Linked DNA regions of Homo sapiens: region 1 is linked to region 2. Evidence: read pairs that join two places in POLR2A ChIA-PET (ENCODE). Cell type or tissue: PC-9. All regions are shown on one strand. Links, peaks and the distances in the headings refer to the core of each region. The heading gives the core; the rest is flanking DNA.

Region 1 (16,768 bases), core at 7,161-9,660, 740 kb after region 2:
ACAGAATCAGGGAATTGGGGATCTGGAGAGGAAAGCCCAACACTTTTCCTTTTCTAGATGGAAAAAAGGAGATCCAGAGATAGCAAGCCACAACAGCAAATCTGAAATCATAACTAAGAGCTCACAGTTCTTGTCTAGAGCTCTTCTCCAGAATGCTATGGCCTAGACAAAAAAAAAAAAAAAAAAAAAAAGACTTAAAAAAATAAAGTGCTGGCAGGGGTCGGTGGCTTAAGCCTATAATCCCAGTACTTTATAGACTGGGGCAGGCAGATCACCTGAGGTCAGGAGTTCAAGACCAGCCTGGTTCCAACATGGCGAAACCCCATCTTTACTAAAAATACAAAAATTAGCCAGGCATGGTGGTGGGTGCCTGTAATCCCAGCTACTCAGGAGGCTGAGGCAGGATAATTGCTTGAACCCAGGAGGCGGAGGTTGCAGTGAACCAAGATTGTGCCATTGGACTCTGGCCTGGGAGACAGAGCGACACTCTGTCTCAAAAATAAATAAATAAATAAATAAAAAATAAAGTGCTTCAGAGAAGCTAAATGCTCTACCAACAAGAGCACTATATTTGGGCAAATGAAGTCAGAATCTGCTTATCAGTTCTTCTAATGGAAATGACAACCAGCACAAGCAAAATGCCTTATGATTTGGAAGATAAAAGAACCCAGTGCTCACCAGATCTCCTGTTATTCCTGATGGAACCCTCCCAGCTATTACACCTTGGAAAAATATTAACGTGTTCAGCCAACAAAGACAAATTTAAAAGCAAAGAAAGCAAGTGATGCTGTACGTTGCAATGCCACCCGATATTCAAATTGTACCCTCCTGAGCTGTGTCTAATGTCAGCATCATTTTTTTAAAGAGACATATCAGTTTCCGTCAAGGTTTTTATTTCACTTTACCCATTCTTCACTGCCTGAACTGGGGCAAAAGAAAGGAAGAATTATCAGCTACATTACTTTTTAATTTAATGCCCTTGAGTAAGGGCAGTAGCAGCGAGGCATAATAGAGATTTCAGGGGGACGGCAAAGGGAGAACAGTTGTTCGCGCAACCTCTTCCATGGATGCTGGTTGCAGCAGCTGTCTCTGCCATCATTCTCGCAAGGTAATGCCTTGCTTCCCATTGTCATTGTATCTCAGAATCAAATTATTTGAATTCCAGACACATCGACAGCACACTGAAGGGCCCCTGCCAATTTTTGCAGCTTGCTCGGAAAAGAGCATCATGAAGCATTACTCATTTATACGAAGCCCAGGCTCCTGTTGTAAATCCAGCATGCAGGACTGCCTCCAGGTGCATCCCTTCAGCTTAGCTCTCTAATCCTGTAACCCTTTACCACCAGCTCCTTCCTGGAAGCAGGTGCGCCACATCCCCGTGCCAGTCCTTCCCCCTCTTGGAGCCTGTGTTCAGTGGATGGAGTCCCGGCTGCCAGAGCTGACCTGGAGACAGAAACCAGCTATTTTTCCTGTCAGGTCTGGGGGTGAAAAACCCCAGGCACAATACAGTGAGTTGTCCCCACAGCTACCCCTCCAATATTGTCATACAGATGAAGTCTGGTTAAAATCCACATCTGCCTCACAATAGTGAAGTTGCTGATAATAGCGCATCTCTTGTCGGAAGATGAGGGATCTAGTTAGCAAAAGTGTTTATGAAGAATTTTTTTATCACTTAGAAAAAAATCTCACAAAATAAAGGAAAAAAGAATATGTGTAGTATAATCTCAAATGTTATATATGTTTTCAATATGCATGTAAGTACACACACAAACATATATATGTATATATATTATATTTAGAGAGATATAGATATTTTTTGACACAGGGTCTCGCTCTGTCACCCAGGTTGAAGTACAGTGGCACAATCATGGTTCATTGTACCTAGGTTGCTGCCCAGGCTCAAGTGATCCTCCCACTTCAGCCTCCCAAGTAGCTGGCACTACAGGCATGCACCACTACACCGAGCTAATTTTTTTTTTTTTTTTTTTTTTTTTTTTTTTGTAGAGATGGGGTTTCACCATGCTGTCCAGGCTGGTCTCGAACTCCTCGGCTCAAGCAATCTGCCTGCACTGGCCTCCCAAAGTGCTGGAATTGCAGGCATGAGCCACCATGCACCCAGCCACAAACATATTTAACTAGAAAATACAACAAAAATGGACAGTGATTATTTTATGTTTCTTCTTTACTTTTTTCTATATTTTTCTAAAACAAGCAGATACTGCTTTTATAGTCAGGAAAATGAATGTTGTTTATAAAGATAATTTCCGTCAAGAGTGTTTTTAAACAAACAACTGTTTTCAAAAGTTTCGCTACACAGTCAATTTTTATCCCCAGCCCTGTAAGTGAAGGGTCCCCATCCACTGTCCCCTGGTTAGAAGAGTTTTCCCAAGGGGTTCTTTTGACACAAGTCCGGGTTTAGGAGAGTTTTGTCCAGCAGGAACAAGAGTGACCTTATTAGTCCAGTCAGATTCTCTTACTAATTGAGCTACACAGAGATCAGTAGTAGAGGCAGAAAAAGAAGGAAAAGGGAAAGGAGGAGGGAGAAGGTGGGTTATTTGAATGGCTGGAGTGCAGACTACTGGGGAAGGGATAAAGAAACTCTTAATATAATAGCTGGAGCTGCCTTGGACCCTGGACAAGCTTCCAATTCCAGGGTTCTATGCCACGCAGGTCAATAGTTCCTATTTTTCCCATGAAGACTTGGTAATTGGTCTTCCTAAGTACCCAGAAGGCAGATCCATGGCCAAGAATCCTGTTTTCCTTGGTACCACAGGTATCCTTTTAACAATCTATCTGGTGGACCATTAAAATCCTCTCCTGGGTCAGACTATATATGGATTATTTGAACCACACGAGCAATTTCAGGATATCAAGAGCTTGAGACCAGGCAGATGAGTTCCACTGGTAATTTTATTCTTTATTTAGTAAACTATCCAAACCAAGGCTATCACTAGCCCATATGGCATTTCGTACAAATTTGAAAAAGCTAATCTTTCCTCAAGTTAAAAAGTTATATTATTTATTTCTCAATAATAACAAGGACTGGCAGTAATTCCATGTAAATTATGCAAGCAAATAATTCATTATAAAATATTGAAAAATTCAAATGATTAATTATAATATTAAGAACTCAAAGTCACTTGGATTTAATAATTTGTTGTAAAAAAGACATCTTGTCTTTGTGGAAGTAAAATTCTTTTTGACAGTTTTAATTCTTACTTGTTTTATTGCTTATATTTTATGGAAATGATCATCAGATTGGTGGACTTTTCTTCTTGATTGTAGGCCTTACATTGGTTGTTTTGTTTTGTTTTGTTTTTGAGACAGGGTCTTGCTCTGTCCCCAGGCTGGAGTGCAGTGGCGCGATCACAGCTCACTGCAGGCTTGACCTCCTGGTCTCAAGTGATCCTCCCCACTCTGCCTCCCCAGTAACTGGGACTACAGGCACACGCCACGGTACCCAGCTTAATGTATTTAATTTTGATAAGCCACATTCTCCATTGATATTGCTATTGGCAAAATTAGTTGTATCTTGAAAGGCATGAAGTTATTTGGAAGTGGATCTAGTAAGTTATTGTAACAAAGACTTTGCAATATTTTAGTGAAAGAACATTAGATTTTAAAAGACAACTTCAGGTTTTTAGGGCTTTGTACATTGATGAATGATCTATAAAAGCCTTTAATATGCTTGTCAGTCAATTTCAATTGTACATTTTTAACGCAGCCTTGGTACTTCATATTCACAGCAATTCTTCAAATCACATGCGATATCTGGAACCTTCCTACTCCACATATCCAGCATCAAAGCATCATCAGGGGCTTGTTAGGAATGCAGAATTTCAGGTCCCAACCCAGAGTTACTGAATCTGAATTTGCATTTTAATAAGATCCCCCGCATTCTATATGCACAGGAACATTTGAGAAATACTAATCTAAGACACAGAAAAGACCATATAGTCCTTCTGCAATATAAATCTTTCCTTTAAAGAAAATATGACTGTAACCTATAGAGAGAAAAATAGAAATAAATTTGGGATCACAGGTGGATTGACTGTAGAAATGACATTTGAAATTAATCTTCCTGGCCAGGCACGGTGGCTCACACCTGTAATCCCAGCACTTTGGGAGGCTGAGGCGAGCGGATCACCTGAAGTCAGGAGATCAAGACCAGCCTGGCCAACATGGTAAACACTGTCTCTACTAAAAATACAAAAATTAGGTGAATATGGTGGGGCACTCCTGTAATCCCAGCTACTCAGGAGGCTGAGGTGGGAGAATACCTTGAGCCCAGAGGCGGAAATTGCAGTGAGCAGAGATTGCGCCACTGCACTCCAGCCTGGGTGACAAAGTGAGACTTCATCTCAAAAAAAAAGAAAGAAAAAAAAGAAATTATTCTTCCTCTTCTTTCTGGTATTTTTATATTAGAAAAATTGGGCTTAATGTTGAGAAACTCTGCAATTTGTTTAGCAGCTTAATGTTGAGAAACTCTGCAATTTGTTTAGCAGCAATAATATCTTTGTGTGAATATCATAAGTTAATTTTTCCTAAAAAATTTTCTAAGCCCATAATGTTATGCTTTCAAGGGAATTATATATACTGACTTTGGGTTCCTGTCTAAGTTTGCATATAACATTAACTTTATCTTTACTCCTAATTTAGGCTGAACAATGCATTTTAAAGAAGATATTTTCAGTATACTTCTGACTTGCATTTTAGAATCTACATTTTTATTCATATCATCAACATGCATTGCATACTCTCTCTAATTAAGTTCTAGTAGCAAGATGGCATCTCCTCAAGTTTCCCATCCTATATTCAACAATGATTTAAAATTTTATGTTCCATAAATGCCTTTACAATATATTCCAACATTTGGTTGAAGCAAAAGAGTTAGTTATATCATATTTACAAGAAAAAAACAAACAATCCCATCAAAAAGTGGGCAAAGGATATGAACAGACACTTCCCAAAAAAAGACATCAATGCAGCCAACAAACATATGAAAAGCTCAACATCACTGATCATCAGAGAAACGCAAATCAAAACCAAAATGAGATACCATCTCATGCCAGTCAGAATGGCAATTATTAAAAAGTCAGGAAACAGGTGCTGGTGAGGCTGTGGAGAAATAGGAACGCTTTTACACTGTTGGTGGGAATGTAGATTAGTTCGACCATGGTGGAAGACAGTAGGGCGATTCCTCAAGGATCTAGAACCAGAAATACCATTTGACCCAGCAATCCTATTACTGGGTATATATCCAAAGGAATATAAATCATTCTGCTATAAAGACACATGCAGACGTATGTTTATTGAAACACTATTTACAATAGCAAAGACATGGAACCAACCCAAATGCCCATCAATGATAGACTGGATAAAGAAAATGGGGTACATATACAGCATGGGATACTATGCAGCCATGAAAAGGAATGAGATCATGTCCTTTGCAGGGATATGGATGAAGCTGGAAGCCATCATTCTCAGCAAACTAACACAGGAACAGAAAACCAAACACCGCATGTTCTCACTCATAAGTGGGAGTTGAACAATGAGAACACATGGACACAGAGAGGGGAACAACACACACCAGGGCCTGTTTGGGGGTTGGGGGTGAGGGGAGGGAACTTAGAGGACGGGTCAATAGGAGCAGCAAACCACCATGGCACACGTATACCTGTGTAACAAACCTACACGTTCTGCACATCTATCCCTTTTTTTTTTTTAGCAAAAAAAAAAGAGTAGTTATATAATTTCTTAGATGATATAAAAAAATTCAGTGCTGTAAAATAGATATTTGCTGCATCATTCAATATCAAATGTAAAGACACATAACAAAAAGTATAAAATACTCTAGACCTTTTTTAGGATCCTCTGTTGCAATCCATTATGATTTCTATGCATACTTGTGGCATTGCTGTATGTAACTTTTCTTTACATTTGCAAGTAGCCTTCTGAAAGTTTGTACATGCTTTCTTTTGTCATCTACTGGACAACCTCCCTCACCCAAATATCCACATATGAAATGTTTGTGTTCTAATAGTTTCATGTGTTCTTTATGTGTAGTTCTAATAGCTTTATGTGTTCTACCTGGCTTATACCAGAGACTGTATCTGAAATAATAAAGATAAATAATCTTTTTCAAAATTAGTTCATTCATTACTTCTGCTATCAGTTTAACTATTTGGTTTTTATATTTTATTCCTTAAAACTGTGTAACATTATTTGGTATCAATGTGCCATATTTTATTGAATTTTTGATAGTTTTTGCTAAGGAAGACAATTTTCCCTCCCTTCCTTCCTTGTTTCCTTCCTTCCTTCCTTCCTTCCTTCCTTCCTTCCTTCCTTCCTTTCTTTTTTTGAGACTGAGTCTCACTCTGTTGCCCAGGCTGGAGTGCTGTGGCACGATCTGGGCTCACTGCAACCTTTGTCTCCCGGGTTCAAGGCTGAGGGCCTGCCTCAGCCTTCCGAGTAGCTGGGACTACAGGCACGCACCACCACACCTGGCTAATTTTGTACTTTTAGTAGAGATGGGGTTTCGTCATGTTGGCCAGGCTGGACTTAAACTCCTGACCTCAAGTGATCCGCCCACCTTGGCCTCCCAAAGTGCTGGCATTACAGGCGGGAGCCATCATGCCCTGCCGGAAGACAATTTGCATCACTGCACTAGTAGTTTCCTGGATAATCTTCTCCCTAGATGTTGTCTTGTCAAAGCCGAGTCATGTATATTACGTGCACATGATATTGTTTCTCTTTATCATAGCATCTTTATCACTTTATATTATATATATTTCAAATCTTTGAATTCTTAACACCATTGAAGTGCATTTACCCTCTGTTTATTAGTATTATGTGATAAGTACTGCCAACCCATTCTAACATCTTTATTCTTCAGTTGACACTTTTTTTTCATCCCTGAAGAATTTGCAATATAGAGAAAACACAGAAACCATTAAGGTAGAATAATAAGGGGCGTGGTCGGTTTGACATTGGTAAGAATTTATGGGCCGGGCGCGGTGGCTCACGCCTGTAATCCCAGCACTTTGGGAGGCCGAGGCGGGTGGATCATGAGGTCAGGAGATCGAGACCATCCTGGCTAACAAGGTGAAACCCCGTCTCTACTAAAAATACAAAAAATTAGCCGGGCACGGTGGCGGGCGCCTGTAGTCCCAGCTACTCGGGAGGCTGAGGCAGGAGAATGGCGTGAACCCGGGAAGCGGAGCTTGCAGTGAGCCGAGATTGCGCCATTGCAGTCCGCAGTCCGGCCTGGGCGACAGAGCGAGACTCCGTCTCAAAAAAAAAAAAAAAAAAAAAAAAAATTTATGAATAAGTAATTTCTGAAAACTTCCTACCTGTACTGATAGTAGTTAAATACGATGGAAAGTTAAAATTCTTATGTATACATTTTGTAGACAAATTTCAAATAGAGTGTTCTATGGACAAAAATTCAAATTACATAGCCAAGTACCTCGATAGGGAAAAGAAAATCTAGTTTAATGTTTTCTTTTTCTCTTCCACTTTTTTCTCAAGTTATGTCTGACATAAATATTGAAATTAAATCCACATCCTAATTTAGCATTTTTTGCCTCCTGATTCTATCTTCTCCAAAAATATATTCAGTAGTCTAATTGATTGTCTTTGATTTCCTTCCATGTTTTCTGATTCTGAAATTAATTTTAAAAACTCCTTTGTAGTATCTGAGCAAAAAATCAATGGTATTTTATCTCGGAACTTACATGTACATAACATACAAAATATATAATTAACAGACTGCTAAATATTATCAAGCATTAATATTTTTATTAACAGGATATGCACAACAAGCAATTTCCATTATAGAACTAGCCAGATCACGAAGTGGTAATCTCTAATTTATGTGCATGTAATTCATTTTGTGGATTATCTGAGTGTATGTCATTTGATGGTGATTAATCTAATAATGAAAGTTCTTGTAGATTTAAACGAGGAATTCAGGAATAGCTTTTGGGTGCAGCGAACACAGCAGATAATGTGAAATGCAGTATGAAATATTAATTAGCCAGAGCTCTAACAACAATAGGGATTTAAAAAACATTTAAACACTCACCTACCAATAGATAAAGTGATTTCTTGTTTAGAAGTAAAAGTTATTTTCAGATGATGTTAGACATGTTGATTTCGAATACTGACTCATTTTTCCTTTGTAAATGGACTCTGAACAAAATATAGTAAACATCTTAAAACAAGACACTTTACTGCCATCTGCCGGGAAGTTGTAAGAAACATACAAATCGTCAATCTTTCCAATAAACAAAATAAAAATAAACATATAAAAATTATCACAATAATAAAGCATCTCTGATATGAACGGCACCTTGTTGAATGAGGAGTGCTTGTGCAGTGCCCAACATAGATCATCATGCCTAGATTTTACTATAGCTGCTTTCAAGTCTCTGTCAGAGAAGAGAAATTCCAGTTGGAGAAACATTCTTGAGGTCCAGTCTGGTGTTGCTCATTCATACTGTTGGTAGAAAACAGGGGAGGGGCCACAGTCTATAATTCAACTTCTGCAGAAGGCTGTCTACTCTCGTGAGTCAGACTGGGAGCTGGAGACTTTCATCACTTGCCCCAGGACAGAAGGCAGAATCTTCTCAAGGGTAAATCCATTGACTCTGCAGAAAGTGGGAGAAGGGGAGGAGTTAAACCCAGGAAAACTTTTTAAGGGAAAAAAGACTTGTCCCTTAAATTAGGGAGCTTGCAGATGAGCCAGAAGGATCCCTAAAGAACTTTAAGTGGAGGTAGGGGAGGGAGCTTTACGCATTTTGATTATAATTCTTCAGTGCAAACTCACAACTTCTTACTAGAAAGGGTGACATGAGCTCTGGCATGCTTTGCTTAGAAACAATGGTCAAGAATCCATTACTATTTTCTATTCCCAGAAGACAAATTCTCAGATGGAAAGGTGGTAAGACATCACCCTTATACACCCTCAGGTACTTGAGGTAAATCTTAAATGAGTCTGTATTTCTTGTGATGCAAATAGCAAAACTTAATATTAAACCAATAACTAATGCAGGGCTGAATGTCTTCCATTACCTCAGACAGTACCTGGCCCACAAGTGGCACTATCCCAAAGTGCTAAGTGAGCAATGATGATGTAGAATTAGGGAAACCAGAGAAGACTTCCAGGAGAAGGTGCTAGATCTTGACAAGGGGGCAGAATTGAGTTAGATCTCGACAAAGGGGCAGAACATTAGCAGGCAGAGACAGCAAGGAAAGGCCGCAGAGGTGTATATAGCCCTATGAAAAGCAAGACTCATAAAGTGGACAAAGAACTCGAACCATCGAGTGGACACTGGAGACAGGAGAATGTCAGGACAGCATGGTGACAGTGTATAGTGAGGAAGCTGAGATGTGGCAGGGGCCACAGTTTTGACACTGTGCATGGAAGCCAATTTGCAAGGGAGAATAATGATTGAATGGGAGAGGAGGGAAGGAAAACTAGAGAAGAGGAGGTTAGTTAAGCTACTCTCTCTCTTAATTTTTCAGTAAAGTAATATGTATATGTATATATTTCAAAGTGCACATAAATATATATAGCTTGATGAATAATTGATTTATTTACTTCTAACAACATAGATTAATTTTCAGATCTACTTTTTTGAAAAGGAGTTTTAAAAGATGGTAAAAGGAGAAAAATGGGATGGTAGCTTGAGTGGAAGCATCAATGGAAAGGAATTTTTAGGGCTGGTCTTGGTGGCTCACGCCTGTAATCCCAGCACTTTGGGAGGCTGAGTCGATTGCACTCTAGTCACCCAGGCTGGAGTGCAATGGCACGATCTTGGCTCACTGCAACCTCTGCCTCCCAGGTTCAAGCGATTATCCTGCCTCGGCCTCCCAAGTAGCTGGGATTACAGGTGCCCACCACCACACCCGGCTAATTTTTGTATTTTTTAGTAGAGACAGGGTTTCACCATGTTGGCCAGACTGGTCTCGAACTCCTGACCTTGTGATCCACCTGCTTCGGCCTCCCAAAGTGCTGAGATTGCAGGCATGAGCCACTGCGCCCAGCCCATAGACAGTTGTGAGCACGAACACTGAGCCAGACACACTCCCTAAGGTGTTATATGGTAATTCATTTGCTCCCCATAATAATGAGAAAGGCAATATTTATACGCCCATTTTACAGATAAAGAAATTAGCTGTGGGACTTATGGAAGTTAACTTTTTGATGTTTCAGTTTCCTTATCTATAAAATGCTAGCATTTAGAACATTGATAAGATTCATAGAGCCCATTCATTAGTTCAGCAAATTTTACCGAGCCCCTACTATGTGCCAGGCACTATTCTAGGCACTGGAGAAAGAGCAGGAAAAATGTTTTATTAGAAATACATTATATATATATATGGTTGGTGCAAAGGTAATTGCAATTTCAGACCATGAATTTGAAATCATTATAACTAGGCTCAAACACATCTTTATTCGTAAGAATAGGAACCATTACAATCAACACATTTTTACCAATGAGAAATGTTTGCTTATTGCTGTAGTGTAAAAATCCATACTTCAACATTTGAACTCTTGGAAAGCATTTTCTGCATCCTGCTGGTTGTGGAAGCGTTTTCCTTGCAAAAAGTTGTCGAGATGCTTGAAGAAGTGGTAGTCAGTCGACGAGAGGTCAGGTGAATATGGCGGATAAGGCAAAACTGTGTAGCCCAATTCCTTCAACTTTTGTTCAAAGTGTTGGTTGTGTGACATACGGCTGGGCATTGTCGTGGAGAGGAATTGGGCTCTTTCTGTTGACCAGTGCCGGCTGCAGGCATTGCAGTTTTTGGTGCAGCTCATCGATTTGCCGAGCATACTTCTCAGATGTAATGGTTTCTCTGGGATTCAGAAAGCTATAGTGGATCAGACCAGCAGCAGCCCACCAAACAGTGACCATGACCTTTTTTTTGGCGCAAATTTGGCTTTGGGAAGTGCTTTGGAGCTTCTTCTGGGTCCAGTCACTGAGGTGGTCATCGCCAGTTGTCGTATAAAATCGACTTTTCGGCGCACATCACAATCCGATTGAGAAATGGTTCGTTGCTGTTGCGTAGAATAAGAGAAGACGACACTTCACAACGATGTTTTTTCTTTAAACTTTCACTCCGCTCATGAGGCACCCACTTATCGAGCTTTTTCATCTTTCCAATTTGCTTTCAGTGCCGAACAACAGTAGGATGGTCGACGCTGAGTTTTTCGGCAACTTCTCATGTAGTTGTAAGAGGATGAGCTTCAGTGATGGCTCTCAATTAGTCATTGTCAGCTTCCGACGGCTGGCCACTACATTCCTCACCTTCAAGGCTCTTGTCTCCTTTGCAAAACTTCTTGCACCACCACCGCACTGTATGTTTGTTAGCAGTTCCTGGGCCAAACGCACTGCTGATGTTGCGAGCTGTCTCCGCTGCCTTACAACCCATTTTGAACTCAAATAAGAAAATCACTCGAATTTGCTTTTTGTCTAACATCATTTCCATAGTCTAAAATAAACATAAAATAAACTAGCAAAAAAACATAAAGCGAGAAATGCCCATTAAAATGATGTATACGGTAACCACATTTATTTACATTCTTAAATGTAAATAAGAATTATGTTCTTAATTTTATCTTTTCTTGCCTTATGTTTTATTCCAATATCAAACGGAAAATTCTAACAATGCAAAAACCGCAATTACTTTTGTACCAACCTAATATCTATATATATATATATACACACATGAATAATTTGTTATATAATTTGATTTTTTTTTTTTTGAGACAGAGTCTTGCCCTGTCACCCAGGCGGGAGTGCAGTGGTGCGATCTCTGCTCACTGCACCCTCTGCCTCCCAAGTTCAAGAGATTCTCCTGTCTCAGCCTCCTGAGTAGTTGGGATTACAGGTATGCACCACTATGCCTGGCTAATTTTTGTATTTTTAGTAAAGATGGGGTTTTTCCACGTTCGCCAGGCTGGTTTCAAACTCCTGACCTCAGGTGATCCACCTGCCTCGGCCTCCCAAAGGGCTGGGATTATAGGCGTGAGCCACAGCACCCAGCCTAATTTGATTTTTTAAAAACCCAAATATAAGCTTCATATTTATTTCTGCAAAATTCCGTCTACTGGATTACACAGTGTCAATTACAGCCTAACTTTCAGTTGAAAAGCTAGAATCTTCAGAGATTCCCCCAGGGGCCATGGAGGATGGGCTGTTGAGGGTCCCTGATTTCCTCTGCTCTTCCAGAGAAGAGCCACCTGCTAGTCTTCTCCCTCTGAGAGAGAGATTAGGCTTCCATGGCAGTGGAGAAGGTAGAGGGGGCACGAGAGATAACTTCCTGAACACCTCTGCCTCTAACTTCCTACATTGTCCTCTCTGATCCTCATACAGCCAGGAGTGGTGAGTCAAGCAGGTGCTATTGTGCCTGATTCACAAGTGAAGTTACTGAGTTATAACGAGGTGAAGGGTCAAGTTCTAGGCACTTCTCCAACTGTAATGTACATGAGGATCACCTGGGGATCTTGTTAAAATGCACATTCTGATTCAGTGGGTTGGGTGTGGGGCCTAAGATTCTGTATTACTAAGAAGCTCTTGGGTGATGCTGGAGACCACGAGCCTCTCGGTGAAACAGCAGGTGAGATGCTTTAGGGCCAGTTCTCTGGATAGAGGTGGGAGTCGCAATCACATTGCCCCTAGCTCCTCCTGCCACTAAATTTGGCCACTTCTATTTGGAAGTTGGGAGAGGATTATCCTATTGCAGTACTGTGTCTAGAGGGGAAGGTGACTCATGTCCCCTGCTCCTTCCCCAGGCAGAACTCAGAGTTCTTTGTGTCTTGTCTGCTCCTTGCCTGAGCTTTTTGGCTATTTCTTTTTCTAAACTTGAATAAAATACAACAGCAAGAAAATAGCAATGACTCCTGTTGGAGTCCAGTATAGCTGAGATCACCTGATTTTAAGTCGGGCTCAGGTGAGGCAACTTGTTATAATGGAAAGCTTTTAGCTTCCAGAGTTAGACACCTGGGTCCAAATCCTGGTTCTGCCCCTTACAAAATATAAATAGAAGGAAAATGTACTTAAATTTCTTGGCTGGGTGCGGTGGCTCATGCCTGTAAGCCCAGCACATTGGGAGGCTGAGGCTGGTGGATCATTTGAGGCCAGGAGTTCATGACCAGCCTGTCCAACATGGCAAAACACTGTCTCTACTAAAAATACAAAAATTAGCCAGGCGTGGTGGTGCATGCCTGTAGTCCCAGCCACTCGGGAGACTGAGGTATGAGAACACTTGAGCCTGGTGGGTGGAAGTTGCAGTGACCTGAGATCGCACCACTGCACTCCAGCCTGGGTGACAGAGCGAGAATTTGTCTCTAAATAAATAAATAAATGAATAATAAATTGGCCTCAGCTAAAGTGGCAGACTTCCATCCTGACCCTTACTCTGCCCAATAACCCCACTGGAGGGCAGCCCATTTCAGGTTACCCTGCAACATCACCAGAATTCTCAGAATGCTCAGTCTGCAATTCCAAGTTATTCCAAAGCTAAGTCAGTCTGATGTTCTGGGAAGAGAAGCTGAAAGCCCAGCACTTAGGGGAAGTTTGGCCTCCAGGGCATCCCTACAGGTTGTACTCACTGATGGGTGGCATGGTGTGGGGGATGATGGGAACTCAGTTGGGTCTGAGGACAGAACCTCCCTATCCCTTGATGTTAAGTTAGCCAGAGCACACCACCACCAGCCCACATATGATGCTAAACCTCCTTTCCCAGGCAGCCCACACCAACTTCTTCCAGGAGTCGATGTTTCCTATGGAAAATGGATTAAATAAGAATCTCCTTGAATTCATCAGACAGCCCTGAACTCTGATGTCCTGTTGGTCCTGATCTTGACTCCACCTCTCTCCTTGAGGGAACTGGTGTTCTATGGCTAGGACAGACTCGAATCTGAGACTGGGCACATCTGGGGCTCCAATCCACATGAAGTGAGAGAATAACCGGATAAAAAGTGAGTATAAATTGCCATGTCCAAAACAAAATCAAAGCCAGGCTTTCTGGAGTGGAAAGTGCAGAAGAAACTTGTAAAGGGGAGGCCAAACCTAGAGCTGACCCTCATATTCGTGGATTTGCCTTTGTGTTTTCTCATTGGTTTTCCTGCCACCACCATTTTGGCCACACAGGGGCACTGCTTACCCTTGCTATTCTCTTAACTCCTTCTAAGGAGTCTGCCTCAAGACTGAAAAGTTCGAATAGGACCTTAGCAAATGCCAAGATGACATGTAAACTCAAAGCAACATGGGTTATAAGCATGGCCATGAAGATGCCGAGATCATAGGGTCCAGAGCTCCCCAGTTAACCCAGTTGCGCCGCTGAAAGGGGCAGAACTCAATTCCTCTTGGTGGAACTCGGGAACAAGAAGGGAAATGAATGCGGAGAAAACCAGGATCCAGGTAATCTGATTTCCAAAGGGCCGTTCTATCGCTGCGGCTTGGGGTTCCGCCCAGGTGTCCGCGGGTCCAGGTGTGGGGGCCGCCCCCTCCCCCCGCCTTGGGAGGCGCTGGGACCTGGCTCCGGGACCGCCTGCCGCGCTGACAGGGACGGGCAGCTTTCGAAGCCTGGCTCTTTGGAGGCTCGGTGTGGGGAGTCCCTGGCTGCGGCCCTGGGCTGCAGGGTCACCGCGAGCCGAGCTGGGGCGCCGAGGGGGAGGCACCGACGCCCCGCTTTCGGGACATCGCCGGCCACTTCGTCCCGCGCGAAGGCGAGGAAAGGAGGAGGGACAGGAGGGCGCAGTGGAGGCAGTGACGAGGGGCCTGGCTTGATGCCTTTGTGGGGACCCGGGGAGAGGGGTGGTGATATTAGGTGATGCCCGGGGTACGGGGACCCAAGCCCGGGCCCAAAATTCTCCTCCGCCCCGCTGCGGGGCTCCAGGCTGGCTTTTGAGGCGCCTCCCGGGGACCTCGCGGGATCCCAGGGCCGGGTTTCGTCCAGCGGCTGCTCAGGAATGGGGTCCTCCAACTCGGAGAGGAGAACAAGATCCAGCCAGCCCCGCAGAACAGCAAGGGAGGCCCCTTCCCAAATGCAACGCAGAGAGGGCTTGTTCTCTGCACGGAGACTGATCATGGATTTGACGCTATCTTAAAATGAACATATTACCTACACTAATCAGAAGACCATGTTTTACTTGGCTACATTTACCCAGTAAGAGCCGTACAGTTTAGTTGAAAGATAGTAGCATATGTAGCTAATAGTCCAGGATTCGGGTTTTAGCACCTTTTCTTATAACATATGTGCAGTTTAAGTCTGCGAGCCTTGTTTTGACAATGATGATGAGGAGGATTAATAATAGTTATTAATAATAGTATATAGCAGCTCCTTTTATTGAGCACTTTCTGTGGACCAAGCTCTGTGTTAAGCATTTTACAAACACTAATTTTTTCACTGAACTCTTAAAATTTCCCTGTAAGATTTATTCAGGGACTTTTAGCTTTAAAAAAAAAAAAAGTCATCTTTTCATCATGCAATATATATCATACACCATTATATATGCATATATACATATATTTGGTTGGTATTTCATGATGATTGTGGAAACCCCACAACTTAGAGCTCAGCTTCCCATTGTCTCACTTGGGGAGGCAGCAAGTTGCAACAGAAAGAACTTTAGAGTCAGACAGACCCAGTCAGTCAGCCCCTCTGAGATTGTTTCAACACCTATAAAGCATGTTGAATGTGGCTCCAATGTGAATTGGGGAACTTTCAAAAAATTTTCTTCTTAACAGACTGGGGCCTGGCATCAAGGCTGCTTTGGTTAATATTCCTTCCCCTCCATCCTTTATGCTGGACATGGGTACAGTCTCCATCATCCTGAACCCCCTGTCTAAAGACCTTAGGAGGGATTGTTTTTCTTAAAATGGTCTGGAAGCCTGCAATGCAGGGTGTCAATTTCTTCTGGGGAAGCCTCTTGTCTTCAAGATAAAATGATATCTAGTCACTGAGGAACAGTTTAAAGATATTTTTAAATAAAGCGAAGAAGTTCTAATTATATTAGCAGTATGAAGATAAGTTAGAGCAATAAAGACCTTATTTGGAAGTACCAGCGTAGAAAACAAAGTCTCCGAGGAAGTGACTAGACATAAAGATGCAATCACAAGGCTTGAAGAATCAACCAAATGCAAGGAGAAAATCTGCAGATTAAAAACACAGGAAAAGAGAAAGAAGAAGACACTAGGAAAAAGAGATTGGAAATAGCTCAACATTGGACAAGGTCTTTTGTAAAACACTAAGAGGAGAAAGAGTCCTGAATGAAGCTAACCAGAGCTGGAGAAGCTTAAAGCTGGATTTTCTTTTGTTCAGAAAATATAAGCTTGACTTCAAAAAGACAGATGGTGGGTGTCTCTCAGAGACAATCTCTAACAGAGCTTGAATCTGATGAAGAATACCTGATGTGGAAAGTGAGCAATGAGGTTTTTGGTGGGCGTGAGTCAGAAGAGCAAATACAAAAGCAGGAACCTTGTCGGGTTCTCTTTCCCCACGCGAGGGCCCAAGCTTTGATTCAAATTAATCTTGGCATTTCAACAACACTTAGAGGTATTTTATGAGCCAGAGCAAAAAGTGAGGGATCTGAGAAAAAAGATGATTTGGGGAAGAAAAGAGCAGATGCTCATGACAAATGTTGGTGAGGATGTGAAGAAATTGGAACCCTTATACGTTACTGATCAGATTGTAAAATGGTGCAACCATTTGGAAAACAGATTCTTGGTGTCTTGGAAAGTTAAATATTGAGTTG
Region 2 (16,768 bases), core at 5,852-8,351:
GTGAGAATTAATTGAGATAATGCAGAATATCTGTTCCCTATTACGTCCCCTGTCCTATTCCTAGAGGAAAACATTTTTCACTTCCTTTAATTTTTCTTCTGGCATTTGCATCCATATTTCTAAATAATATGATATGCTGCTATTCTTTGACATGGCAATTTTTTAAACATTACGGTAAGTGAGGATTTAGGTCTCTTACACCCCACTGTGCCTACCCGTGCTTCCAAATGTCACAACTTTGGGTTAACTCAATAATCAATGTTTGCATTTTAATAACTATGTACATCTTCATTTTTCACCCATTAGTCAAGAAGTATACCATGATTTCGTTTCCTTTCTTGAATATTGTTTTTTGTTTTTCCAGTAGTTAACCATTGCCTTCTTTACTTTTCATCTGCTTGGGGTTTTTTTTCCCTTTTGCTCTTTTTTGGCAAATGTAACAACACACCTGTTACACACATTTTTAATACTACTTTCCAAATGTTTATGCCAATCAGATATTCATTTTGTTTTTTCCCCTGGTGCTGTCCCTTCTGAAGCTGTCCACTCCTTGTCACACTGGACATGCTCTCCCTGGGATCCCTCTGGCTGTGCCTCTGTATCATGTGATCCCCTGATTCCCAGATCTGATTTCTTCCACTTTCTTAAACTATGTCCTTGTTCTAGCAAAGTGTATCTTCCTGAGATACTTGCCAAAATTAGGTGCACAGGAGGTAGAATTTTAGAGTTATTATATGCCTGAGAAGATTTGAATTTTTTCTTTACAGTGGGTTTTTTAATTGAGATGGAAATTGAATTCTAGTTAAAAATCATTTTCTTTTAGCAAGTTTAAGGTATTGCTCTTTTTCTTTCACCATCCAGTATTGATATGGAGAAGTCTAATGCCATTCAAGGCCTTTGAATGGATTCCCTCTGGAAGATTTTAGGATCTACTTGTCCTAACATTTCACAGGATAGGTTCTGATTCAGTTCTTGAAAAGTCAATTTTTTCTGGGTACAAGATGGATTTTTATCAGTCTGGAGGCCCATGACCTTTTATTCTTGAAACTTTTCTTATAATATTCCTTCCTTTCCTCTATTCTCTTTCTGAGACTTCTTTAGTCACACACAATCTCCTGGGTTGATTCTCTGTTGTTTTTGAGATCTAAAGTTCTCTCATTTCAACATTATGTTCTAAATTCTGTTTAATTTTTTTAATTTTTATTTTGTCTTTTATGTCTTTAATTTCCAAGATCTCTTTCCTCTTCACTAATGAATCTGTTTCCATGGCAACTTGTACTTGTTTTAGGTATGCAATGTATTTTTTTATCTCTGCAAAGGATTAGAATTATATAAAAGTTTCTGTTTTTTAACTTAATTTTCATTTCCCTGCCATTTCTCTGCTCTTTACACTATCAGGTTTTTTTTCCTTTTTTTTTTTAAATTCTTTCATTAAAGTTGGAAGTTTCCTCAAAAGCGATCCTGTCTTTGATCTTTAAAATTGAGATACTAAATAACCAATTAAAACCCAGAGGTTCGTAGTGAGGGCCTGATCAGGGGTCATCTCTGGAAACTGATCAAGTGTTGAGCTGCATTTTACTGGAGAGCTCTAAAAAGTAAGAATCTGAGCTGTTATCTCTTGGATGAGTCAGTTTCTCCAGAAAGGGATCTTTCCATCTTCTGCCTGGAGCAGGGCAGAGAGGCTGATCTAAGCCTGGCTGCCAGCATTCCAGGAAGAGAGCAGGAGTCTCACCTGCAGACTCAAACCTCTTCTTTATTTTCTAGATGATACTGCACCCTGTACTTGGCTGTCTCTAGATCTCCCTCACCTAGAGAACAAAAAAAGTCTCCTGGTTTGAGACGAGAAAAAAAAAACCTCTTACATCAAAATTCTCTATATTCTGAAGTTCAACAAATCCCCCTGTTTACTGCTACCTGTAGTAGCACAAGCTGCGTCCAAGCCTCAGTCTTTCTGTAGTTCTTCCCAGTAAAGCGGCTTATTTCTCACTGGTTCCACATCCACCCCATTCCCCACACTCACATAGACTATTTCTTCTGCCACTCTGGTAAGTCAGTTGCCACTTCTCCGTATATTTTCCATATTCCAAAACTTGTTGAAATGTCTTGTTCAATAATGTCTCCTTTCCTCCCTTTTCCTTGGTGTTTGTTTCTACTCTTCTTTAAATTCAGGTAAAATTCACATAACATAGAATTCATTTTAGCCATTTTGAGGTGTACATCTCCATGGCAATTACTACATTCACAGTGTTGTGCAACCATCACTTCTATCTAAGTCCCAAGACATTTTCATCATCCCAAAAGGAAACTTCATACTCATTAAGCAGTCACTTCCCTGTCTGCCTTCTCCCCAGCACTGGGAAACTACCAGTCTGCTTTCTGTCTCTATGGATTTGCCTACTTTGAGTTTTTCAAATAAGTAGAATCATATAATATGTGACATTTTTGCATCTGGCCTCTTTCACGTAGCATGATGTTTATGACGATCATCTATATTGTAGCATGTATCAGTACTTCATTCCCTACTGTGATTCAATAACCATCTATTGTATGTATATACCTCATTTTGTTTAGCCATTCACCAGTTGATGGACCTATTCCTAGTCTTTTATTTCTTTTCTATCATGGGCGGTTGGAATCAGGAAGGGGAGGTGATAATGTGGGCGTTTGATCTGACACTTTAGCTAAAATAATGCTGCCAAGTATTAATGAAAGCTTTATCTTACCAACCAGACAGCAGCCTGACTTTCATTTTTCACATCTGTTTAGAAAATAAGCTCTGTGACAAGTCCCCAGTAGAGTCACCACCAAAAGGTTGTAGTCCATTCCATCAGTGTCACAAATCAAATTCTCTTTCTCTTCCCCGGCCGGGGGTCTCTCAATCAGTTGAAGAAACCCCCAAAAAATGCTTGGAAAGGCAATCCCAAATTGTTTGGAATAGCACGACTGTTTGCTTATTAGATAAGTATGTTTTATTCCCAAGAGTATTTATAATTAAGTATAGAACTGATAAATTATTTCAAATCTATAGAATAATATATTATCCTAAAGAATACTGTTAAAGAATATTTCATGTTAGGCCAGGTGTGGAGACTCATGCCTGTAATTCTAGCATTTTGGGAAGCCGAGATGGGAAGATCTCTTGAGCCCAGGATTTCAAGACCAGCCTGAGCAATACAGAGAGATTTTTTTGTAGAGATACTGTCTCTACAAAAAAAAAATGCATGTTAAAGATGCTAAGGGATAATTTATATATACTTAGTATTTTAAGAGCATATGATCTCATGCTACAGAATCTCACACTTTATGCCCTAAAATTGGAGGCAAGTAATTTTGAGACATGGGCAACATCCAGTTTGGAGAATTGGCATGAAGAGATAAGTATACATTCTTAGGTGTCACTGTTCATTTTCAAAACATCCCAGGTAGATACAATGTGGTCTGTAGAAAAAATAAAAGGTTATGAGATGCCTCTGTGTCAGAATTTGCTAAACAGATTAATCCCCAAGTCAATTCCTGGAACAAAAGCTTTGGGGAGGTTACATTAAAGTGCCTAACTCAGACTCTTGAATTTCTTAAAAATATAAAATCTGAAGCACTTCTGGAGAAGATGGTGCATACTTCCCTAAAGTCCAGCCAACAAGGTTAATGAAAAAAACAAGCCCCCGGGAAAAGAGCTTAAGGCAAATTCTTATTTTAACCCAACCTTACCTTTTGGCACTACTGGGCACAATGCTAACCGTCCTTTGTTCTGATCTTGGAAGAGAAAGTCTTTCCTCTGCAGCTTTCTTGGGATCCCCAGGCGACGGGGGATTCAACCCTTCTCAGGAGGCTTCTGTGATCATCTGGGACATGGAGGCAGCAGAACTGAGTGGAAGATTTCCTGGACAAGCATGTTCCAGGCGCCCCTGCCTAACCAGGTTTGGGCATTATCCCCAGTTTTGCACTAGTGTTATGCGTTTGATTCCTGCAATGTCTGTCCTCTCTCATGACAGGAAAGACACAGGTCACTTCTTGCATAAGGCTACAAAGGGTCATACTCTGTAGGTTTCTAGCACTCTTTCCATGGTCCCCAGGGGCTGAGAGGCAAGTCTCTTGACTTAAGGATAAAATAGTCGCTGGGAGATGAATGGCCCTGCAGTGAACAGAGATCTTAATCATCTACAGGTTTTGTGTACAGCAACCACAGTACTAGGCTTTACCGAGAGACAAAGACCCAAGAGCACAGTGGAGGGCACACCAGCAAAACAGATCAGCAAGGCAGAGAGGCCCGGAAGAAAGGCAGGGCGCAACATGTTAGTCGTCAGCATATTGGTCAGGTGATTAAGGTAAGAGTTCCTAGGAAAGACAAATGAAAATATCGATGTTGTAGTTCGGGTAGGAACTGTGAAAGTCTTCCCTTTCTGGTCATATTCATCACCCACAATGTGACCATCCCTGTAACAGTCATCATATAATCAGCATCATCATCAGTGCAGATAAACTAAATGAGTGACAATATGCATCATGCTATTCATCACGCCCAACACACCCATCCCTGAAACCATCATCGCAGCCTCACCATCTTTACCTTCATCAGCACCAGAATGTCTGAGGAAATGTAAATTCATGCATCATGCTGTGGTCTTCCACTAAAAGGGGAAGAAAAATCTAGATCCATCCCAGCCCTCTAGGAATGTGTTATTATCATTACTGTTATTATTGGCTAAAATGTATTGATGCTTACCACAGGCACAGTGTAAGAAACCTTACAATAACCTGTAAGGGGTTAATGCCCTCATATTACAGGTGAGAAGATAGATTCAGAGAGGTTAAGTGATGTTTCCAAGATCACAGAACTAAGGAGTGGTGGAGCTGGGATGTGGACTCAGGCTGTTCGGCTTTACAACCCACACACCTCACTGGGATATAATATTGCCTCCTACAGCCTCCTCCAGTGGTCTGCAAATTGGAGTATGTACAGGAGGATCCACTGAGGGGAAGATGAAGATATTAGAATTGCTATTCATTTTTAATTCTCACTTCATACTTTTAGTTTCTGTTTTATAATATACTTAATTTACCAGTGTGATAGAGTACATAATGTAATTTATAAGTAAATAATTTATATTGCAGAAAATAGTAAGGGTACATGCTTAATTATCTACGGATAGAAGTGTGCAGCCAAAACAGCTAGGAGGCTGGGCACAGTGGCTCATGCCTCTAATCCCAGCTTTGGGAGGCCAAGGTGGGCAGATCTTCTAAGATCAAGAGGTCAAGACCAGCCTGGCCAACATGGCAAAACTCCATCTCTACTAAAGATACAAAAAAACAAAAAAAAAATCCAGGCATGGTGGCAGGTGCCTGTAGTCCCACCTACAACTCAGGAGGCTGAGACACAAGAATCACTTGAATCTGAGAGGTGGAGGGTGCAGTGAGCCGAGATCGCACCAGTGTACTCCAGCACAGGCAACAGAGACTCTGTCTCAAAAAATAAAAATAAAAATAAAAAAAAAGCTAGGAGACCCTTGGTCTGGAAAAAACTGACGTGTCCAACCCCATAGCTAGGCAAATGGAAAATTATATACAGTGGATCTGAGATTACCTCTGGACAAACACAATCAGTGTATACAATTGTGAATCCTGGTATGATGTTCTGCAGAATTAAAGTCTTGGTTTCAGCAAGTGACAAAAATTATGACATAACTTTCTTAATGGCCCTTCTAAGTTTATCTGACAAATTGATCTCACTAGTCTATGTATAATAGAATGATCCTATTATTATGGTATCCGTGTTAGAAACAGTAAACATGGATTAGTTGTCTGATACATTTTTAAATTAAAGAAATACAGTTTCTTCCCTTTCTAAAACCCTTATGAAAATGCACCTAATTGTTCTTCATTTAAAAAGTAGATACATGTTTTAAAGGGAATGCTTACGTTTAGGACATACATCGTGCAATACTGAAGTCACAAGATGTCTGAGACATGCTTCAAAATAAACTGAAGTCAGAGAGCAGATGGGAACCAGAAGAGGCAGAACTGACCACAGGTTGATCACTGTTGAGGTTTGGAGATAGATATTTAGGGTACATGATGTTATTCTGCCAACTTCTGTGTATGTTTTAAGTTCCATAATAAATAGTTTAATATTTAAAATATTTTTTAAACTGTCACAACTTGATTTTTTTTTCTCTTGAGCACTGTCAGAGCCCACCTCCCAACTGAGAAAGGAGAGGCATGATCTAATGTGGATTTCACAGAATTTATAGTGTGCCCTTTCCTGCCTTCACGAAATGTGTTAAATGTGCATACATCATTTGCTATTGTGTTAGAATCAATCTCATCCTATAAATACAATTAATAGGGGGAAAAGAGGATCTGATTGAAAAAATCATTATATAGCTGTACAGGGAAAAATTAAGGAAGGAAGCAAATCTCATGTATCATTGAATCGAATGTCCTTTGAAGACATTTTTCCACTAATATTGTTGGTGTGGGTAGCAATGATAGGACTTTTCACACATACGGGGTCATATATGATCTCTCCCTCCTGTGGTTCTTTTTTTTTTTTTTTTTTTTTTTTTTGAAATGGAGTCTCACTCTGTTGCCCAGGCTAGAGTGCAATGGCACAATCTCACAATCTCGGCTCACTGCAACCTCCACCTCCCGTGTTCAAGCGATTCTCCTGCCTCTGCCTCAGCCTCCTGAGTAGCCGGGATTACAGGCACATGCCACCACATCTGGCTAATTTTTGTATTTTTAGTAGAGATGGGGTTTCACTGTGTTGGCCAGGCTGGTCTCGAACTCCTGACCTTAGGTGATCCACCCGCGTAGGCCTCCCAAAGTCCTGGGATTACAGGCGTGAGTCACCGCGCCTGGCCTCCTGCGGTTCTAAAGGCTGAGACCATTGACTTAGAATCTGAGTTAGAATCTGAGTGTCCGCACTCAGAGGGACAAGAAGCTGTTTGGAGGACCCCAGACACGTTCAAGGGAAACACAGTGAGATGCAGACCAGAGTTCCCATAAGAAAAAGAAACCAACAAATGGTGACTGCTCTACCACTGGAATTAAACTGTGGAGCAATTCACCTACATCATCACTAAACAGTGCAGAGAAGACAAGGAACAGTGGGCTCGATGACAGCCCAGAGCTACTGAAAAAGCAAGAAATTGCTCCCAAAGGAAACACCCACCTGTGGGCCATACCACCGCTCCAAGAAACAAGAGCCAGATGCCAAGAGGCCTCAGGGAAGAGTCCTTCCAGAGTTCAGCCTCCAAGCACTCTTCAATCCTTTGTGTTCTGAGTAAGAATTTCCACACTAAGAGCTCAATTCCAATTACACCCCAAGATAGTATCAAAATGATAGGTAAATACAGTCCCAGCTTTCTGGCCAGGCAGCCAAAGCACACAGTGCCACAGGGGAAAAAATGGGCTGATTCAGATCTCTTGTGGTTATGACGTCTTCTTGGAGAGCAGCTGAAGGCAGCCGCGAGCAGTGTTTGTCAGGTGGTGCTACCAGGAAAGCACTGATGAGAAGCACAGGCGCGCTTATTGTGACATGGGCTTTCCTAGGAAGGGAGAAGAGGCAGCCATCTCTCAGTGATGTTTGAGATGAAACAAAAGAGAGTTATGGATGAGCCAGGGTGATGTGAGAAGCTGGAGTCCCTGGGTCCAGCTGGAGTCTGTGCAGTGGCAAGAGTCCTAGATTCACAAAATCTCAGAGATGGGAGAGGTTTGACTAGTGTCAACTCTCCCCCAGGTAGGGGAACCAAGGGGCGGTTTGGGGTGTGGCTTTAGATTCCCCATAATCTCAATTAGCAACCCTCCAAGTCGCCCCAAATAAACACACACTCTAAAGGAAAGAACAGTGCTTGATCTGCACATGCTGTTTCAAGGAAAATTCCCGTCACCCCTTATGAAGAGATCAGCACCCCTATGCCTCTCCTACATAGGAATTTTGGAAGCTTCTCTGCCCTTCCCACCCTTCCTAGATATCTAATACTTGAATCAGCCCTACCAGTAGTCAACATCCTTTGAGATTAGAGCTTCACAGCCCCTGGTGGAAGCCCACTCCATCTGTGAATGGCACCTTCTGAACATTTTTTTCCTAACCATTTGGTAATACAGATTATGAGCCTGAAAGGTTCACATTCCTTATAAACCGGTAATTAATTTCTTGATTCTGCACAGAGGAAGTGCCTCTCAATATGATAAAAGTTCAACACAAAAATATGTTTTCACAACACTGTTTAAAACAGCAAATATTTGGAAACAACAGAATACTAATAATGGATGGCACACCCACTGGATTCTATAATCTTCAGCCATTAAAAATGATGTTCAAGGCTGGGGCCAATGGCTCACACCTGTAATTCCAGCACTTTGGGAGGCCAAGGTGGGCGGATCACCTGAGGTCAGGAGTTCAAGACCAGCCTGGCCAACATGATGAAACCCCATCTCTACTAAAAATGCAAAAATTAGCCAGGCATGGTGGCATGCACCTCTGGTCCCAGCTACTTGGGAGGCTGAGGCAGGAGAATCATTTGAACCCAGTAGGCGGAGGTTGCAGTGAGCTGAAATTGTGCCACTGCACTCCAGCCTGGGCAACAGAGTGAGACTCTGTCAAAAAAAAAAAAAAAATTCCTATAGAGAATATAGCAATACAAGAAGAATGTAGAATACAAAAACATGTTTATGATGCTGAAATGTTCAAAGAAACCAGTACACTAAATTCAATATTCATTAGGCTCCATTCATATTTTTAAAGGAAGGAAACCGATTATAAAAACGACTAAAAATGATCCCACTTATAAGAGGCGCCAAGAATGTCAAATTCATAAAAACAGAAAGTAAAATGGTGGTCACCAGGGTAGGGGGAGGGGAATGGGGAGTTATCATTTAATGGATATGGAGTTTCAGTCTGGGGTTATAAAATCTGGAGATAGATGGTGGTGATGGTTGCACGGCAATATAAATGTACTTAATGCCACTGAACTCTACACTTAAAAATGGCTACAATGGTAAATTCTACGTTACATATATTTTACCACAATTTAAAAATGCACCTAAAAAATGACTAGAAGGAAATAAACCAAAAGTTAAGAGAAACTGTATTTGCGTAGACTTTGTTTGATGGTTTTTGCTTTGTTTTGCTTTTTTCCTATTTCTAATTTTCTGTATTCTCTAAACTGTCTACAAGGAATCAGTTTAGTTGTTCTTGGAAAATCCAATAGGTCTTCTTTTTAAAAACTAAGTTCAACATGATATTAAATAAAATAATGTCTAATGTCTTTCTACATGTTTTTCAGGGCACTAATAGCACAATTTCCTCACTTAGGTTAAATATTTTGCCTAGCTTGATTACCCTGCCCATTTTACAGGGGAGGAAACTGAGCCTTATAAAGGTCAGGTAACCTCCTGGGATCAGAGTGTGTTGGCAGGAACAGTTTTGAGAATGATAACCATCAAAACCTCAGGCCATTTTTTGCTGAATGTGGCCAGCATAGACCACCAGGATTCAGTTTGCCCTTGGACACAAGTTTCTTCAAGAAGGAAGAAATCCATCTATTAACTGGGATTCCAACTAGCCTCTACCTTCAATTATTTTTTTAGCTTTCATGATAAAGAAACTTCTGATTTTTTAAAAACTATCTTGAATTTAATCCAAAAAAGTCAATTTCTTGATGGATCGTATAGCCAACTAATAAACTTCAGCAAACTTCTAAAGTTTCTGCTTTTCAAGATTAGGGCACTGGGGACTTGAAACTCTGGATCATTAAGGACTCAAGCGCAAGAGGTGGGACACACTGAGGCAGGAAACTTAGACTCAGCTATTTTGGAATAGTTTTTTTACGGCAAGGGCTAGTAGTGGTTTAATATTATAATTTCATACACGTTCATCAATTAGAATATGAAATTACCCAAAGCACCCATTTCTCCCACATTCTGATTATTTTTTCCTTTAAATAAACAAGCAGAGAGTATCCAGAGGACTTATATCTTAGGCTCTGAAAGGTACAATGAAGATGATCCCACACCTGTTGGTGTTCTAGGCATCACTTTTCCTAGTCCCCCTTCATTCTGATTCCCAGCTAACTTTGAGTTGCCTTTATTGCCAGCTCAGTGACCTGAAGAATAAAAAAATCAGGTAGTTCATGCCAGACACAAGAAATATTTATAAGCCCTTTGCTAAATCCCCTGAAACAAAGAAAAGCAATTCTAGTATCCAGCACCTAGTAATTAAGGAACAACGCCTCATTAGTAACAGAGGGAATATAGAGCAATGAGAGGTCTCAGCCCAAACTCCTGCCGAGCCTAAGAACCAGCTGTGTCAGCGGAGGAAACAGATACCAGTGAGTCAGTCATACTTAGTATGCACTGACAGCCATCAAATTTAGAGGGCATTTTGTGAATCCACATGGGATTGTCTTCTGGGGCTCCAAATCCCGTGGAAATCACAAGAATAAGATGGAGCCCCTTGGAAATAGTTAACTCCAGAGAATTCATAGCAAAAGGCCTAACCAGGCATAGGGAAGCAGCTTCATTGCAAATGTCAACTCTGACCAATGGGGCCATGCAGGATGCTGGATTGCAATGGGTCTGAGTCTATGGTCACAGAGAGGAGAAGTGGTGTGCACCCTTGTGAACGTGTCGGGAGACAGGGGCTGGCAGCAACCATGTCAGGCATTTATTTGCCATCTCTGGCCCAAACTGTCATGAAAATTTCTCTTCCAAAAAGAGACTGCCCAGGCAACACGAGTCTTAGGCAAAATTGAGAAGAAGATAAAGTTCACTTTTAGCAGACCTCGCTCACTTTCTTCTAACATTCCCCTTCTCCCAGTCTCCATCACCCAATTAACTTTATGTTTTCTCACTAATATCTCAGCCCCTCCATTTTCTCCAGGGAGCTAATGACAAACAATGATTTGAAGAATGTACATCTTAAGGGAATCAAAATGTCCATCCAACGAGCTGGTGCGTGGGCACGGGGACCACCAGATGGTGAGAGGAGAGGAAAGGGATTCTCCTCACTCCCAATCCCATCCCTCCCCCACGGATGTCTCTGACAGAAATCCCTGAATCTGAAAAAAAGGAGAAATCAGTGTTCCCACTGCTTCATCCCACCAGCCCTAACTCTGGTTTCCTTCTGTTACCAGCACAAATACAAAGAGTTTTCCACAAAATCTCAGGAACAGTCCCAAGACCCACGTTAGCCTAACTAGAAGCGTCACACTGGGCCCAAGAAAGAAGTCACGTGACACTTTTTCTGGGTTTATTGCCTTCCTCCAATAACTACCACTAATTCACCTACACCATCCCTTCTCTCACCCCAGACCTGGCTCAAGGTGCCAAGAAAGATAGAAGGATAGAGAAGGAGAAATTCAAATAATGGAGGAAGAACGGACATTGTGTGGCCAACACTTAGATACCAGCCTTCTAAGGGACTTCCATGTGTTCCATTTGACTCTGTGCCATAGACAGATGCCCCTCAGAACCTCTCTTTCTCCTCAAAGTCCCAAGGATTGGCATCCCAAGCATCTGGCTTGCGGTCTCTGGCATCCCTGCCCAGGACTCAGAAGCCCACTGCACACAAACAGGTACATCTGCAGGTGGAAGAAGGAAGGGGATGCACACCCAGAAGCCATCTTTATTCCTCGTCAAGAGGAAGGACAAAGCAGGCTTGGACAAAGGCAGAGGAATATAGACTAGGCTCTCCCTACCTCATGTCTGGGGTAGTACTCTGTCTGACCCAAAGGTGAGACTCCAAGCTTATTGCTATAAAATCTAGATCCAAGCCTAGCAGGCTGAGCTCACTAGAGTAGAGTGCAGTCTTTGTTCTGGCTGCGTATGCTCAATTTGCTTGGGAAGCAGACCCAAGGTCACCCGAGGACACTTTCTATTCTGTTCTGAACCAAAGGAGTTTAGAAGCTACCCTTGCAAACCTCTAGGTCTCTGGACCCACTTCTCTGCCCCCAAACATAGCTAGGAAATTTTTTAAAAATAATGAATGAATGTTAAATAAATGGGTGAACTAATAGCTAACTCAGGCCCTTCAAGACCATAGGCTATCCCCAGAGACAAGCTTCTTTGACTAAATCCTCAGCTGGGAAGGATTAAAGGCCGGTCACCCCACCCTCTGCATGGAGGCAGCTGCTCTCAGCAAGCCTTCTTATAGCTAAGTTAGACTCACCAAGGGATTCTCTGTTACCTCCTACCCAGTCTTTGTCCACCCAGTCAGGACATGGTGCCTCTACTGGGCCAGCCAGCCCAGCACTCATCTGGCCAGCCTGGCTACTCCCTCTTCCCTGTGCCCACCAGGGAGAGAAAGGCAAGTACGTGGCACAGGTGAATTGCAAGGACTGACTTCAGTATAAATCATGGGTCAGTCATTTTTGGCTGAAAAACTCAGCAAGTTACTTAATTCCTATGTGTCTCTGTTTCCTAAACTGTAGTCAGGGGATAATGACATCTACTTCATTGGTATTAGACTCCCTTCACTAGAATGCAAATGTCACAGAAAGGGGCTGCCAGGATGCTTAACCTCAGGGCACACCATTCATAAGGTGGCCCATGTATGTGGCTCCCCCTAGAGTTGTGTGCTGTTAATTGCATGTAGTAGCCCTGCCACCAGAACAGGGATTTTGTCTGTCTTGTCCCTTGATCTAAATTAAGCACCTAGAATAATGCCTGGCTCATAGTAGGAACTCAATAAATATGTGTTGGGTGAATGAATAGAAGCTTTGTAAGGATTTAAGTAAATAATTTTCATAAAAGGACTGTCTTTTGAGTCAATGCTCAATAAATGATAGTAGTGATTATTGTTGTTGATAATGTTATTAAGTATAATGGGAAAAACCTTTCCCCCCAGCCCTGCCTTTTATAAATCCATGGGTGTGAACTTGAATGTTGAGGGCCATTCTCCACCAAGCCTTCAGCTCCAGATGAGAATGGCTTAGCCCACATTTTCTCACCAGGTTACAGGAGACTTTGCCCTTCTCACCTGTCTTGTCCTGGCCTTCCTGCCTTCAGCCCAGCTCTGCCCCTAGTCTGACCCCAAGGCCACTACAGAGCAACAGGACTGCCATCTGGCTGCCACAGGGCTGGCTGTCTCATCTTCATGTAAAAGTCAGGACTTTCCTCTTCTCTGCCTTTTCTTGGCTCCCTCATTTGGCACCAGGGACCCTATTCAGGAGCCCAGTCCTACTCAAAGGCCACAGCTCTTTCTTGGAAATGACACAGACCTGAAAACAAGGGGCTCAAATATCTTTGCCAACAGGGACATTGCATAACAACAGCACCGTGTTCTGGGTGAAGGGAACCCTGTTCCAGAGAGGAGAGGGAATTCTTCCCTCCACTCGGGAGGCTGTGTGGATTTTTAAGCCACTTCTCCTTTGTAGGGACAGATTTGGTTTTGAAAATCAGGTGATCTTGGCTTCAGCCTGCAGGTGCCTCTCCTTTCCCACCGTCACCACACCCACAGGGACAGCCTCCTTTCTGGAGACAATAGGTGGCTGCCACCTTTGTAGAAAATGAAGTGTCAGGAAGGAACCCACCCCAGAAATAGGACCTCCCTGAATGCCTGGGATTCCACTATTAGTGATTCACTCCTTTGAGTTCAGCACCACCCACTCTCTGACTGTCTTGGAAAACACAAATTCTCTTGGTGCGGGGGGCGGGGGAAACACATTAAGCTCCTAACACCTTGAGTGAAGAAATTCATCAGGTATGTTATTTCCTCCTGATGGAAGCAGTATCTGGGTGCTTGGCCCTACATACTATGGGGCTAGAGTGGGGCTCACCAGAATCGAAGAAGAGAGAAGATTTGGAAGTCAAACTAGGTCAGTGTCACCAGGTTTCCCAGAGCCGGGCCTGCCTACACCCTCCAAAGACAGCTGGCTCTGGAGCTGTTTATTTTCATGAGTTGATCACCAAAGGATTAAAAGAGGCAACACACACAAAGGGCCTACCTCCATACCCCCCATGTAATAGATACTTAACAAATGTTAGTCTCTACTACCCCTCCCATGAATGGAAGAATATATTTGTCTTTCTGGAGAGGGCTGGTCTGTGCCTGCCCCTCATCTTCAGGGACAGGGCGAGTCAAAGAAATCAGGTTTCTCTTCCATTCCTTTTTAGAATGTGGGTCCACTTCTACCCAGCAAGTCCCTTCGGCCCATCGCTCCTTTGCTGCTGCTATAGGAGAGAAAGTAAGAGAGGGCCAGGTGAACAGGCTTAAGTGACTGCTCACTGGATACCTGGTTTCTCAGGTCCCAAGGCTATGAGAGTCTGCAGAGTCTCTTGCTTGGCATTGATTGGAAAGCTCTGCTTTCTGATTCTGCAAATTCTCTCCAGAAATCCCAGCCCTGTCTGAAGAGAATTGCAGAGCTGGAAAGGGTACCTCCTTTGCCCTCTGGCTTCCAGTTAGACTCAGCCAATGCAAGGTACCAGCAGGAGACTCCAGGGAAAGAGGGGAGTGATATGAACTCTTTATTTCCCCCACTCCCTCCGTACAGGGCCAGAGTTGTGGCCGTAGCTGTAATCCCCTAGCTACGGCCACAGCTCCTGCCAGGCAGTCCCCTCACCCACGGTGCCAGCAGTCACTAGGTCCATTTACCTAGTGGTGGAAAAGGTGTCCTGCTCTTGCTAGTTCCTGGTGCTTTCCCAGCTCTTACTGATCATCATCCCTCTACCTCCCATCCATCAGGGTCATTATAAGGACAAAATGAGACTACAGATACAGTTTCTTCACAAATATCTGCTGAGAAAGGAAACAACCTTAAGAAAAATCTTCCCTTAGGAAGAGGCCACATAGATCAGGACCACAGTGAACATCGATAGGTCACCCTGTCTATGCTCAGCCAATCCATTCTCAGGATCCCTGGGCTCATGCAGAATGTCCAGATCCACTCTGTCCATGTGCAGCAGCACTTCATCCATCTGTAGAGCACAGATTTTAAAAAAAAAAACTTCTCTTTTTGGCTGTAATGGTCATTTTTAGTCACTTCTCTGGGCAGTGAGAATTTCCCCTCGAAGTCTACACATTGGCTAAGCCAATGAGAATTTGATTTCAAATGTTACACTTCCCCAAAGAAGGATGGAAAATAAACAGAAACAAGTTTGTCCCTTTTAGTCCCTTTCTTTTTGAAATTATTAGATTCACACTTTAAATCAGAATGCAGGTTGTTCTCCCAATCCTGGAGTCTCTGAGTGACCAAAAGAAAAAAAGATGACAGAGCTGCAAAGACTCATAGAGTACAGCATCGAGTATGGCAAGCCCCCATTTTCAGCTAGGGAAATGGAAGCTCAGAAGTTGGAAACGACCTGCTCAAAGTCACAGAGCCTGCATCAAAACTCAGGTCTCCTGGCACCCCAGATCAGCAGCCTTCCCACCACCCCAAGGACACAGGCAGCCTAGCCCCCATTTACCCAATTAGAGCCCTTACTCTGCTGAATTTACTCATGTTTCCCCTACAAGACAGTAAGCTCTATGAAGGCAGGAATCAAGCCTTGTTTGCTATTTATCCCCTGCCTCTGTGTCTGGGGCACTAATTCCATCTTGAATGAATGAATGTTTTGCGTACACATCTCTGTGTTTCTGGACATCAGACATTTTAAAACATGACCACTTCCATCAGCCCTCATCTGTCAGCATCGATGAAGAGAGCATTCAAAGTCATAGCTCTTAGAAAAAGCCCCCCAAGGCTATCCTTGTGCAAGCCCCACTGTGGGGGTCCTCACTCCTGAGCTTTGTATACAGGAGAAATCTGGGACAAATGAATATCCAGAAAAGCCTTGGAAAGAAAGAACTGGCCAATCTCATTTACTCTGAGAAGTGACTTTGAGCCGACAGAAGAGCAGCTTGCTGGGAATGTTTTCATGAAAGGCAGCCCACCACTCGGTGATTATTACTTATTAATAGCTGCCATTTATGGGATGCTTACTACCTACCAGTCCCACATTGCATCTTTACATGCGTCATCTGAATTGATCTTTATAATACTCATTGTACAAGTAAGGGATTTTGTTCCCTGATTGACAGATGAGGGAAATCATCCTCAGAGGCTCAGCAACTTACCAAAGTTCACATCACTTCCACATCTGTGTCTACTCCACTTCACCACTGTGCTTCTTCCAAGAATACCATAGGTTTTCTTTTTTTTAATTTTCTGTTTTTATTTCAATAGGTTTTTGGGGAACAGGTGGTGTTTGGTTACCTGAATCAGTTCTTTAGTGGTGATTTCTGAGATTTTGGTGCACCCATAACCCGAGCAGTGTACACTAAACCCAATGTGTAGTCTTTTATCCCTCGCCACCCCCCACCCTTTTCCCCAAGCCCCAAAGTCTAAGGTATCATTCTCATGCCTTTGCATCCAAGAATACCATAGTTTTCTTAAAACATCAATTTTTGATTTATCCTGCCTTCCCCTCACCCACCACAACTCCAGCCCAGAGTTTTCATCAGGGAAGAGGAGGAGATGTTGGCAAGTGCTGGGTTCAGGACAATCTGGTTTGCTCTGAGAAGTGACTTTGAGCTGACGGAAGAGTTGGGGCTCAGTGGGTAGTTTGCAAGGAATGCAATGAGTCCAGCCTTCAGAATCCTGTTTTTTTTTTTTTTTTTTTTTTTTTATCCTCTTGTTTATAAAACACTATCTGGACTCCTAATAACAGATCATACAAAAAGCTTTCAACTCATTATATTATTTAAGCTGCTCAACAACCTTAAGGTAAGGAAAGATTACTATCACCATTTAAGATGAGGAAATAGCAGCTCGGGAGGTTAAGTCACTTT

What was found. Peaks named below come from ENCODE experiments on the same cell type or tissue, not always from the same donor. Only the 100,000 strongest peaks of a DNase experiment are listed, where the experiment ranks them.
Region 1: POLR2A ChIA-PET joins it to region 2 with 13 read pairs; 1 of 35 experiments calls an interaction of 5 or more read pairs at or near these places.

Annotation. Positions count from the first base shown.
Region 1 is chr11:33,827,110-33,843,877 of GRCh38, reverse strand. No RefSeq gene overlaps it. Among named protein-coding and RNA genes, the nearest start is that of LINC02721, 13 kb to the right of the region's middle. RefSeq lists a silencer at 14,092-14,181. In PC-9, for the core only: CTCF peaks have their summits at 8,122 and 8,322; DNase peaks (open chromatin) are centred at 8,237 and 8,527.
Region 2 is chr11:34,561,407-34,578,174 of GRCh38, reverse strand. LINC02707 (long intergenic non-protein coding RNA 2707) reads right to left here and starts at 7,280. Exons shown (of 3, transcript XR_931181.3): 1 at 7,172-7,280; 2 at 3,709-3,842. RefSeq lists a silencer at 1,459-1,753. In PC-9, for the core only: no CTCF peak of the experiment used is centred there; a DNase peak (open chromatin) is centred at 7,334; H3K4me3 peaks cover 427 bases; H3K27ac peaks cover 1,396 bases.